Linked DNA regions of Homo sapiens: region 1 is linked to region 2. The links are chromatin loops, found by intact Hi-C in ENCODE. Cell type or tissue: ascending aorta. All regions are shown on one strand. Links, peaks and the distances in the headings refer to the core of each region. The heading gives the core; the rest is flanking DNA.

Region 1 (5,392 bases), core at 66-5,065, 240 kb before region 2:
CAGGAGCTGATAGATTGGTTGAGAAGCTGCAACTAATATTTTTGAGGGCATAAAAGATGATTGTGTTAGTTCTAATTCCAGAGCCCATCTTTTTAGCAGATTATGATGGATGACTCGCCGTGGTGGTCAGCGCCTCCTGTATATTTTAGGTGGAATGCTTTCTTTTGACACATACTTTACAGAGACACATGTGTATCCTATTTTAATTAATGGAAGAAATGATTCACTCACAAGTGAAAGATTTAATTAAATAAAGGGTCAGCACTGGTCAGCCATGAATCGCAAAATACCTCAGGTGTTTATTAGTCTCTCTGCCATCTCTGCATGCTATCTGGAGTGCCACATGGCAGTAAAAGCAGGCCTTGCAAAGAAATGAAATGAAGTTTCATTCATTCATTCATCCAACAAATAGTAATTGAGCCCCTACTGTGTTTGAGGCACTGTGTTAGGCTCTGGAGATACCATGGGGAAGAAAGACCTAGTTTTTACCCTTATGGTGACTACAGTACAGTGGGGGAGGAAAGAAAAAAATGAGGAAAGGACAAAAAGGACACAGTTATTACAGATTGCAACATGCTTCATGAAGTAAAAATAACAGTTTGTGGGCGGTTTTCCTTGCAATGTTTTGTAATCATTTTTTAAAGAAATTAATACTCATCTTTACAATGCCATACTTGTTTAATTTTGGAATATATACCTGAAATCAATCTGGCCCCCATGCAGTAGATAAAATATTTTATTCCTATGAGCAGCAGCTATACATATTGAGTTTCCCAAACTTAGGATCATTGTTATTTTCAGGAAATATTGGAGAACACAATTGCTTATCTCGTTAGCTCCTTCCTCTAAGTTGGTCAACCTTGTGCTTTGGAATCAGACAACCCTGGATTCAAATCCTGACTTCTTGACTTGTTCACTTTCTAACCTATAGTATTACTTTGCTTTTCTGACTTCAGAGAATAATAATAATAGTACATAAGACACTGAGTCATTATGAGATAATACATAGAGTACCGAATACACAAAAAGGACTCCATTGATATTTGTAGTTCATGTTCTTGTTATATTATTATTATTATTATTATTATTAGTAGTAGTAGTAGTAGTAGTAGTAGTATTTTTCCCTCTCTTCTGGAACTTTCCACATTCTACTTTTTTCTAGTTGTTCATGTTATTTTCTTATTCTGTCATTTGGTTACAGAGGTCACAACTCTTTTAGCACTGAACCCAGGTGATATATGGTTAATACTCAATAAATAATTGCTGAATAAATAAATAAAAGTATTTCTACCTCTTTTTGGAACTGAGTAGAGAACAAGTTAACAATAAACAAAGTCTCCCGAAAGCTTCCCATGACACTTGGAATAAAATATAAATGCCTTGTCATGCTAAACGGGAGCCTACAGGCTTTGGTCTCTGCTTACCTTTCTAATCTCAAACACCACCACTTCCCCTTCCACACTGGCATCAGCCACTGGCTTTGCCTGTCTAGGGAATGCCTTTCCTCTAGAACTATGTATGGCTCACTCCTTCCAGTCTTTCTGCTCAGGTATCTTCTCCTCCAAGAAGTCTTCTCTAATCACCTTACCTATTCATTTTCTATATCCTTATCTTAATATAGTGCCTTATTTTTCCTTAAAGTGTTATTGCTGTTGGAAATTAAATTATAGATTTTTGAATTTACAAGTTGATTGTATATCTCCCCCACTTATAACATACAAATTGCTGAGGGCAAGAGACTTGTCTGTCCTTGTTCAGCCCTGAGTCATCATGCCATTGAATGAATCAGACAAATGAAGAATCTATTTTTATTTTCCTGAGAAAATATAGGTGTAAGAACTATCCAAATAGTTTCCAAAGTACAGTAGCCTCTAAAATATAAGAACGTTCCCTAAAATTTCTTGCTTGCGGCAGGCACTTCTGAATTTAATTTCAGAATGACAGGAAAGGGAAAAATAAATTATTCTAGTCACATGGAAAATGAAGAAAAAACCAAAAGGAGGTCTCCCAACCCCCAAATTTTAATAGATTTCCTAAACAGTTTTGCTTTCTCACCATGAGTCTAACCTTTTTGTAACACTTCCTTTGCGATTAATAAGTAGCTGGTTACTCTTGTTCTCCAAGCCAGGAAACATGGATTTTCTTTAGTTTTCACATGATCTGGCCCAAAGCATCGAGCAGGAAACTTGGATGTTTCACTTGGCATATTTCACTGACTGAGAACCAAAGAACTGCAAACAAGAGAGATGTCTCCATTTGCCTAGGACGTCTTCGTGGTAGAGGAAAGGCGAGAATCATGTATACCAAGATACTGTCCAGGAAATAACAACTGTGATTAACTCCCACTGGAATGGAAGAAAGGAGGGGAACTGGTAGATTTTCTTCTACTTCTAAAAATGTGAGCCATCAGAGCCTGGGTGTGCCATGTACAAGTTGTTGCATGGTGTGGGGCTTTGCTGTGGTTGTTTGGAGCGTTTTGTCCCGGAAGTCTCTCCAAAGAGCCTTGCCGGCTGTTCCTGGCAACGTCGGGCCTGGCTTACTCAGATTAGTGTTTTAGGAGAGGTGCTTTGGGGTAACAGAACTGGCTTCATTTCCACCATGACCACATCGGCCCTGTTTTCTGCTGTGCAAAAACAAAATTCTAAAAAATGTTACCATACCAAATTGTAGGCTGCTTTTGTTTTATAAACAATTTTTTTAGTCTGTGGAAACTGTAATAAAGACTAATGACATATCCAGTTGTTTTCCAGAGCGCCAACTCAACTTGGGGGACTTTTTCTCTCAGCATGAGGTCCTGTCTTTCTTTCCTAGCAGATATTCCTGAAATTCATCTCCATGCGGTCAAGTACGTAGCAGTGGGGTGAAGTACTTGGCACCCCACCGTGGAACCATGAGCTTCTTTCTGCCTCTGAAAGAGGAGGTTTTGGAACCACCAATAGAGCACCAGTGGGCACCAGCTAGAGTCAAGGAAGTGTTCTTGGAGCGGATCTCAGTTCTGCCAGGCAAGGAAGAGGCTCCCTTGTAAAGGGTGTGATGCATTTGGGGCTCACATAGCCCACGGGCAGTGAGAATATTTCACGAAGGCTTTGTTATTCCCAGATGCCTAGACAATTCCCTGAAGTTCATTGCTTTCAAATGCCTCGCTGCTCTGAGTACGATTTCATATGAGGGAAGCAAGATGAAAGCTTACAACAGGATGTCACTGATTTTTCAAACACAAAGCAGGCCAAGGTGATAATACTAATGGAACAAATGTGCTCTAGGAGAAAATCTAGTAGATTCTTATCATTTACACACATGAAAAATCACAAAATCGAGGTGAGCGCCAGAAGCCTTTCCCTTGTAACCAAGAAAACTTGGGCTAGCTGCTCTAATCGCCTGAGGACAGATCCCATTTACAACTGATTCCATCTACAGCTGAGGGAATCCGTGCAGTGTTTTCACTCCCAGATTGCATGAAGCCATGGTTAAGAATCAGACTGCCATCCCATGATTGTGCCTTAAATTTCACGTCTATAAAAACAGAAAAATAATAAACTTATCTAAAAGTGTTGTTATAAAAATTAAATAAACTAATCTACAAATGTGCTTGGCATAGAGTCTAGTATATAGTGAGTGCTCGATAAATATTACTTACAAAATAAAATTATTATTACAGTTATAATTTATGGCATTATTATTATAATTTTCACTGTCTTTTGAATTGAGATTGTCTTGTAGCCTGTATATTAAGAGGTAAAATACAAAATCACTGTTCTTCAAGGCAAATTTATTGGAAAAATACTACAGGTGATGCTACAGATTTCTTTAAGTATATTCTTAACATTCTCTTCTACTAATAGTCTATAAGTCCCCTTTTAATATCTTCTTTACTATTCTTTCTTCAGTGCCTGATGCATGAGACTCCTCAAAAAAAATTGCTAATTTTTTTTAGCAAATAAGTGTTCTTTATTCATACAGAAAAAATTCATTCATACTTTCAACCTAAGAAAGCTGATTGAAAACAACAGTAATAACTACTGCCTGAGTAACCTCTACTGTTCTTCCATCTAACACTTTTTCAGCAAAGAAATTTCCCTGGTGAGTATAAAAGTTCTAAGATTGATGTCATTGTGAGCAAGTGAGCTCTCCATCCTTGCATTTCACTCTTCCTGGTGGTCTCTGTTAAAGAGATCTCGCTCTTAAGAACAGAACCTACAAGACTGGCTAGAACATCTCCTTAGATACATCATTTGAAACACTGACTCATTATTTTAATAGCATCTTTCTTAAATTAGGGTCAGAATTCTTTTCCCAGCATCATCCTTTCTATCTATTTTAAGACAGAGCCATCACTGTCTCATGTCCCCACTAATTGGATAAGTGGGTCTTTCTGACCTTGCAACAACTAAGTAGAAAGCATACTTAGTGACTGTAAAATTGACAGGCTTCTCTTTTTCTAAGTGGCAGGTATAATCTAGGACTTTTTGAACAGCACTTTGAGTTCCTACACTTTTCTATAAAGGGGTTTATATGTGAGTTGGCAGAAGATGGGGAGTTAACAATGCAGGGATCTACCACGTTCATTTCAAGCCATGTGCAAGGGGTTTCCATTGCACCACATGGAGAGAGTAACATGTTGGCAGATACCACCATGGCTTGTATTCTGACCCCTAGCCGGGAAATCTAGAAGCTGGGCCATGGGATAACCGGCCTTTTTGATGGTGGAGTCAGGAGACGGCAGCTGAGACTCCAGAGAGCTTTCCCCGCTCCTCTTCCATGTGAGGATATAATGAGAAATTAGCTCCCTAGCAGCTCATAATGAGGCTGTCATCTACTGCGGTGAGAGGGCAGAGAAAGTTAAGGTCAAAGTGGCCAAGCACCAGAAAAGGTTAAATGACCAACCAAAGCATATCTGTTATGCAGGGTCAGGGCCTTGGCTGGGAAACAAATAGGACTGAACACTTGGAATCATGTGGTTGAATGCCCCTTCAAATTTTGAACTCCTAGACTTCTCTGAATTCTTTCAGCCTGAGAAATGTCCATTCCTCCCTAATAAGAGCAAGAACTTCTCCTTGCTTGAAGACAATGAAGAGGCCTCTGATCTGAAAGACAACATATAGCCCCCTCAGGACCTGTTCCCAATTTCTCCCTTACCAGTAGGCCTATAACTAGGATCAGGTCACGATATAATCCCACCAGCGTTAGACCATCCAAGGCTTGATAAGGGAGGAAAGGGACTATTCCCCAAAGGTACTACAAAACATAGTCAATATGTACCAGCAGAAGCTGGGCACTCAGTACTGGGCTGAATTCTGAGGGTGCTTGATCAAGGAGGCTGGAACATAAGATTGAATGGGGTGGGCTTATTGATTTCAGAGCACTCTGACAAAATACAAGATTTAACTTTCTG
Region 2 (5,392 bases), core at 133-5,132:
CTGTTAGAATTCTCTTTTTAAAAGATTTATAAAAGTTGTAGGACGGGATTGTATACATTTCATGTATGTCTTTAAGTTGTCTTTTTCCTTACCCTATGCACAACAGAATGACTTTCTGAGCACATTGAAAATGTTTTAAAAATAGGTAATACATACATATGGCAGAAAAATTCAAAGGTGTATAAAGATATCCTGTGACAAGTAAATCTACCTCTGACCATAATCCCTTACTTCTTCCAGGTAAAAAACCTTGGTTTTTCTTGTCCATCCTTCCAGAAACATTTTATATATACATGGTTATATAAGTAATAGTACTTATTTAATTTTAAAAAAACTTTGACATATAAATGGATTATATCATACACACTTTAAAGGCTCTGTATTTTTTTTCTTAAAATTATATGCTCTTTCATTTTGGTACTTATAGAGCTACCTCTTTTTAATGACTACATAGTATTTTTATTGTTGATGTACAATAATTTATTTCATCAGCCTCCTGTACCCAGTTGGTGGGCATTTTAAGTAAGGCTTTAGTGGATATTTTTGTGATACTCTTTTGTTAAAAGGTGGGAATAAATCTTGTAATAGGTAGGTGATAAATTCCTAGAAGTGGAATTACTCATCAGAAGAGCATACTGTATCTTTTAAATTTTGGTACATATTTACCAAATAGCTTGCATTTAAGTTTGTGAGACTCAAATATATTTAGACCACTTAAAATGGATCCTTTCTTATGTAGAGTTATTTCTTTATTCCGATAATTCTCATGGAAGATAGTGTAAGCAGGTGTGTAATTCATGAATTTGCTAATGGTTTTCTATGATGTGGACAGATTAAGTGATAGCAATATATAACTATCAATTTTGTTTCAACTTTATATATGGCGGTAATTAATTTATTGGCCTTTGTAGCTAAGTGGGCATAAAGTGTTTATATTCAGACTATGATATTAGTGCCCCAAACTCTATTTCTATTTCTTCCACTTAATTTTATTTATTTATTTCTTCTTCCACAAATTTTAATCTTGTTTTACTTTTGTTTATTAGAGAATTTAGCTTAAAGTGGTGGGGTTGGGGGGAGGGCATTAGGACTTTAATTTTTACCAAGAGATTTGAGAATTTGAGTAAATGCTAATATCAGTATATAGTTTTCAATAGCCTGTGCAAGCCTACTGTCTTCATGTTCATCTTAGCTAATCAGTTTACAGAATGTAGGATTTAGCATTTGATAGGTATTGATATAATTTTAACACATTAATAGTATATAGAGTGGTAACACTATAAAGTCAGGTATGTAACCATATTATTTCCAGAATCTAAAATATAAAGGATAGGCATGTACTATAAGTTATTATACAGTTTCACATTAATGCTCAAGGGATCTTATAACATGGCCACTGACATCTAGGTTTTTTTTTTCTCTTGCCTTTTTTTTTTTTGGGAGCTCTTTGGGTCCACGTCACCCATATAAGATATTGGTACTAAGCAAAATGCAGTCAATCTGCTACTAATGGCAGTATCTGTAGTCTTGCAGATATATCATATGCCTTACTGTTGAACAAACCACACAGCTGCATTTAAAGGTCACTTTTTGCTTAACGGAACTTAGGGGAACTGATAAAGGCTACTTTTTGCCCATCCCTGACTCCTATCCACATTTATTTTTATTAACATCAAAGTACTGTAAGTTCCAGTGCCAACTGGGCTGAAGATTTCTTTTCACAGAGGATTTGCTTCCTTTCCCTCTATGGGAAAGTTCTGTATCCCTTAAATCATTTTAAGCTGCTTCATTTGAAAAATAATTCTTAGTGGTGTGCTCATGGAGTGGATTGATTGTGGCTACTGGGGAAATTCTCTCATGGCTTAAGTTTTGCTTTTCAAGCCTGCAAAGTGGGTGAATGAAGGGAGCCCACTCCTGGTGTGTGCAGTTTGTAGTGTGCTCAGGATGACGACTGACTTCCAAAAACCTCAGTGCAGCAAGACTAAAGGCATCAGGAGACCAGAAGCCACTTAATAAGAGATCAAAGAGGCTGTGTGTATATCAGCTTGAAATCCAGATAGTACAGATCAAAAGCTTGCCTTAGTGAGGCAGCTGCAGGGGGATAAAGTTAGCAGGAGGCCTCAAAGATCTTAAGTCAGGCCTGATGTTGAACTTTGCAGGGATTTCATCGCTCTGGAATACGAATGTGGCAAAAAATCCCATTGTGTCTAGTGGGGGCGAAAGAGAATAACAGGCAAGCAGCAAATGCTTGTCAGCTTTCTCATAGGGTAGCTTTCCTTTTAACACGTGTTTATCCATGACAGTTTCTGCTTCATACTTGAAGGCATTGTTGAGGAGGAGAGGATCCTGAAGATGGTGAATCTACTGTATTACCTTTAGTGAGTGTTTCAGACGTGGCCAAACTATAAATATTAGTGTTTTTGGAATGGCCATGGAGAGCTAAAATGTGGCCATAAAGGTGCTCAGATTTACTGCCATAACTGGTAATCACATCTCTCCTGCAAAGTGCTCAAGATATCCAGGAAGTGAGTGGGTATCAGCCTGGCTATGCATCTGTCCCTCATGTAATTAAAAAACAGAACAGCTATTAAAAAAAAAAAGGAATAGGAACAGTTAATCGAAAGAAGAAACTCGGTCCCCAGAGGTGTTTCATCACCAGTCTTCTACCTGTAGCAATGGATGTGTTCTGGAGTTCCCAGTTGAGTGTGATGTCAGTATTAAGAACCATGGTAGTAGATAAAGTCATAGCCCTTCCTAGAGTGTGCCAGAGTGATTGAATCAGATTAACAAGTAGGTATTGGAAATCTGTTTGTTCAAGGTGTGATGATTTGTGCTCCTCCACCTTGTTTGTGAGTGTCATTTGGAGCAGGCAGTGATCCAGAAAAGCCAGGCTTTCCCAGTGAGTGCCAGGAAGTGGTGCTGCCTCCTTCTGGTACCAAACATCTAGTCTGTGAATGATGCTTGAAAGCAGATTGACTTGACTGGCTGATTTTTACACACCATTTCTAGGGCTCAAGTTTCCCTTTCAGCCCTTTCCTCTGTATTTTATTTTAATCTGATATTACATTTATCAGTACAGCACTGAACATATGGTATGGTTGAGAGGACTAGCTTACGAGTCAGAAAGCTCCCAAACGTCCAGGTTTGCATTCTGGATATACTCTTGGGACTTTGGCAAGCTTGTTAGTCTTTCTTATTCTCTGTTTACTAAAATGATAATATCTAAAATAGAAGTAATATTTGCTTTATAAGATTACAAGGACTAAATAAAAAGATGAATATAGGCTGGGTGTGGTGGCTCATGCCTGTAATCCCAACACTGGGAGGCTGAGGCAGGAGGATTACTTGAGGCCAAGAGTTCAAGACCAGCCTGGGCAACACAGTGAAACTGTCTCTACAAAACCAAAAAAACTTAGTCAGGCATGGTGGCGTGCACCTGTAGTCCCAGCTACTCGGGAGGCTTGAGTCCAGGAGTTCAGAGGCTGCAGTGAGCTGCGATCACACCACTGCACTTCAGCCTGGGTGACAGAGTGAGATCAGGTCTCAAAAAAAAAAAAAAAATGCATATAAATGCCTATGCTTTTCTTAACTCAAAATAATCAGTGTTCCTATTATATTTACTGAAAAATGATGATAATGATAATGAAGATTTTCAAAGATAGAATCTGGGTACAGATTTGTTGTGCTTGTTATTCATTCTCACCTTTAAAAGATACGAGCCAGTATGGAGACTATAAAAATGAAAAGGTATACTCCTATATATAATAAATATTTGCTGAGCATCTCCTCTTCCAGGTATTGTTCTAGGCATTGGGGAGCTAGCAGTGAACAAATTAGATGAAGTCTGTCCTCATGGAGTTTAAATTCAATTTGGAGTAGACAGACAGCGGACAAATAAGCATATATTACAACAGAATAAAGAGAACAGACTTGGCAACAGCTCTGTACAATATGTTATAATTTTAGCAATGGTGAAAGTAAGACTAAAAGACTCTCTGAGTGTTATTTCTTGGGATCCAGAGAGGCCCCAGGGGGAATTGAGGTCTGCTGTGTGGACAGTAAGGGATTGGACATTCCAGCCACAGTGAATAACCCAGAATTAATAAGTTAGTCCTGATTTCATGTTTTTATTTTCTTTTGTAACTAAATTGCTTAATATTTTCCTTAACTTTCAAATTTTATTTATTTTAATGAAAAATCCTTTGAAAACTTTGTGTTCTGATTTTTTATTTGGAAAACATGGCCACATGGTTTAATAGCTAACAATTACGTACTGCTTACAGTTCCCTCTTTTTTGAGGTTTCCCTTTCCATGGCATCAATTACCCACTGTCAACTGCAGTCTGAAAATATTAAGCTATTTTTGAGAGAGACCATATTCACATAAATTTTATTACCGTGTATTGTTATACTTGTTCTTTTTTTATTATTGTTATTAATCTCTTACTGTGCCTAATTTATAAATTAACCGTTATCATAGGTGATACGGTTTGCCTCTGTGTCTCTACCCAAATCTCATCTCAAATTATAATCCCCATGTGTCAGGGGAGGGACCTGGTGGGAGGTAATTGGATCATGGGGATGGTTTCCCCCATGCTGTTCTTATGATAATGAGTGAGTTCTCACAAGATCTGATGGTTTAAAAGTGTGTGGAAGCTCCCCCCTCATTCTCTCTCTCTCCTGCTGCTGTGTAAGATGTGCCTTGCTTCCCCTTTGCGTTACACCATGATTGTGAGTTTCCTGAGGTGCCCCCCAGCCATGCGAAACTGTGAGTTAATTAAACCTCCTTTCTTTTACAAATTACCCAGTCTCAGGTAGTTCTTTAGAGCAGTGTGAAAATGGACTAATACAACAGGTAAGTATGTAAGGGAACAATCATAATATATATAGGACTTGGTACTATCTGTGGTTTCAGGTATCTGCTGGGGGTCTTCGAACGTATTCCTTATAGATAAGGGGGGACTACTGTACTCTGTGTCAGGAATTGTTTAAAACACTTTAGGTATATTGACTGATAAAATCTTCTACAACCTCCAGGCTGTAGGTCCTGTAATCATCCTTGTTTTATGGATAAGGAAAACTGATGCTGAGGTTAAGGAGTTCACTCATGACCACCCAGTTAGTAAATGGAGCTGAGCTCCTGAGTCTGTGGTTTTGTCAGGTATAGTCTGTAGACCAAAAACAATACTAATTCTTCATAATTATGGCTCAACTGAAAGGTGATAGAAATTTCTAGTTATTTTGTCATTCTAGAGAAACATACTTAATATAATTTTAAAAGCTTTTCTTCAGATTATTCTTGAAGCCTTATGATCCCTTGCCTTTACTCCTCTCACCTGGCCAAAGCTCTTCACTGACATAATTTTTATTTATTTATTTATTTTTTGTCACCC

The links. Peaks named below come from ENCODE experiments on the same cell type or tissue, not always from the same donor. Only the 100,000 strongest peaks of a DNase experiment are listed, where the experiment ranks them.
Region 1: a loop joins it to region 2, with 2.6 times the contacts of the local background. A loop is called at or near these places in 4 of 110 quality-filtered maps.

What each region holds. Positions count from the first base shown.
Region 1 is chr1:61,604,324-61,609,715 of GRCh38, forward strand. No RefSeq gene overlaps it. Among named protein-coding and RNA genes, the nearest start is that of TM2D1, 120 kb to the right of the region's middle. RefSeq lists an enhancer at 1,818-3,017. In ascending aorta, for the core only: no CTCF peak of the experiment used is centred there; DNase peaks (open chromatin) are centred at 2,518 and 2,873; H3K4me3 peaks cover 835 bases; H3K27ac peaks cover 4,159 bases.
Region 2 is chr1:61,840,175-61,845,566 of GRCh38, forward strand. All of the region lies in intron 17 of PATJ (PATJ crumbs cell polarity complex component), which reads left to right. Among named protein-coding and RNA genes, the nearest start is that of MIR12132, 3.2 kb to the right of the region's middle. In ascending aorta, for the core only: a CTCF peak has its summit at 2,940 (motif pointing left); no DNase peak of the experiment used is centred there; H3K27ac peaks cover 4,073 bases.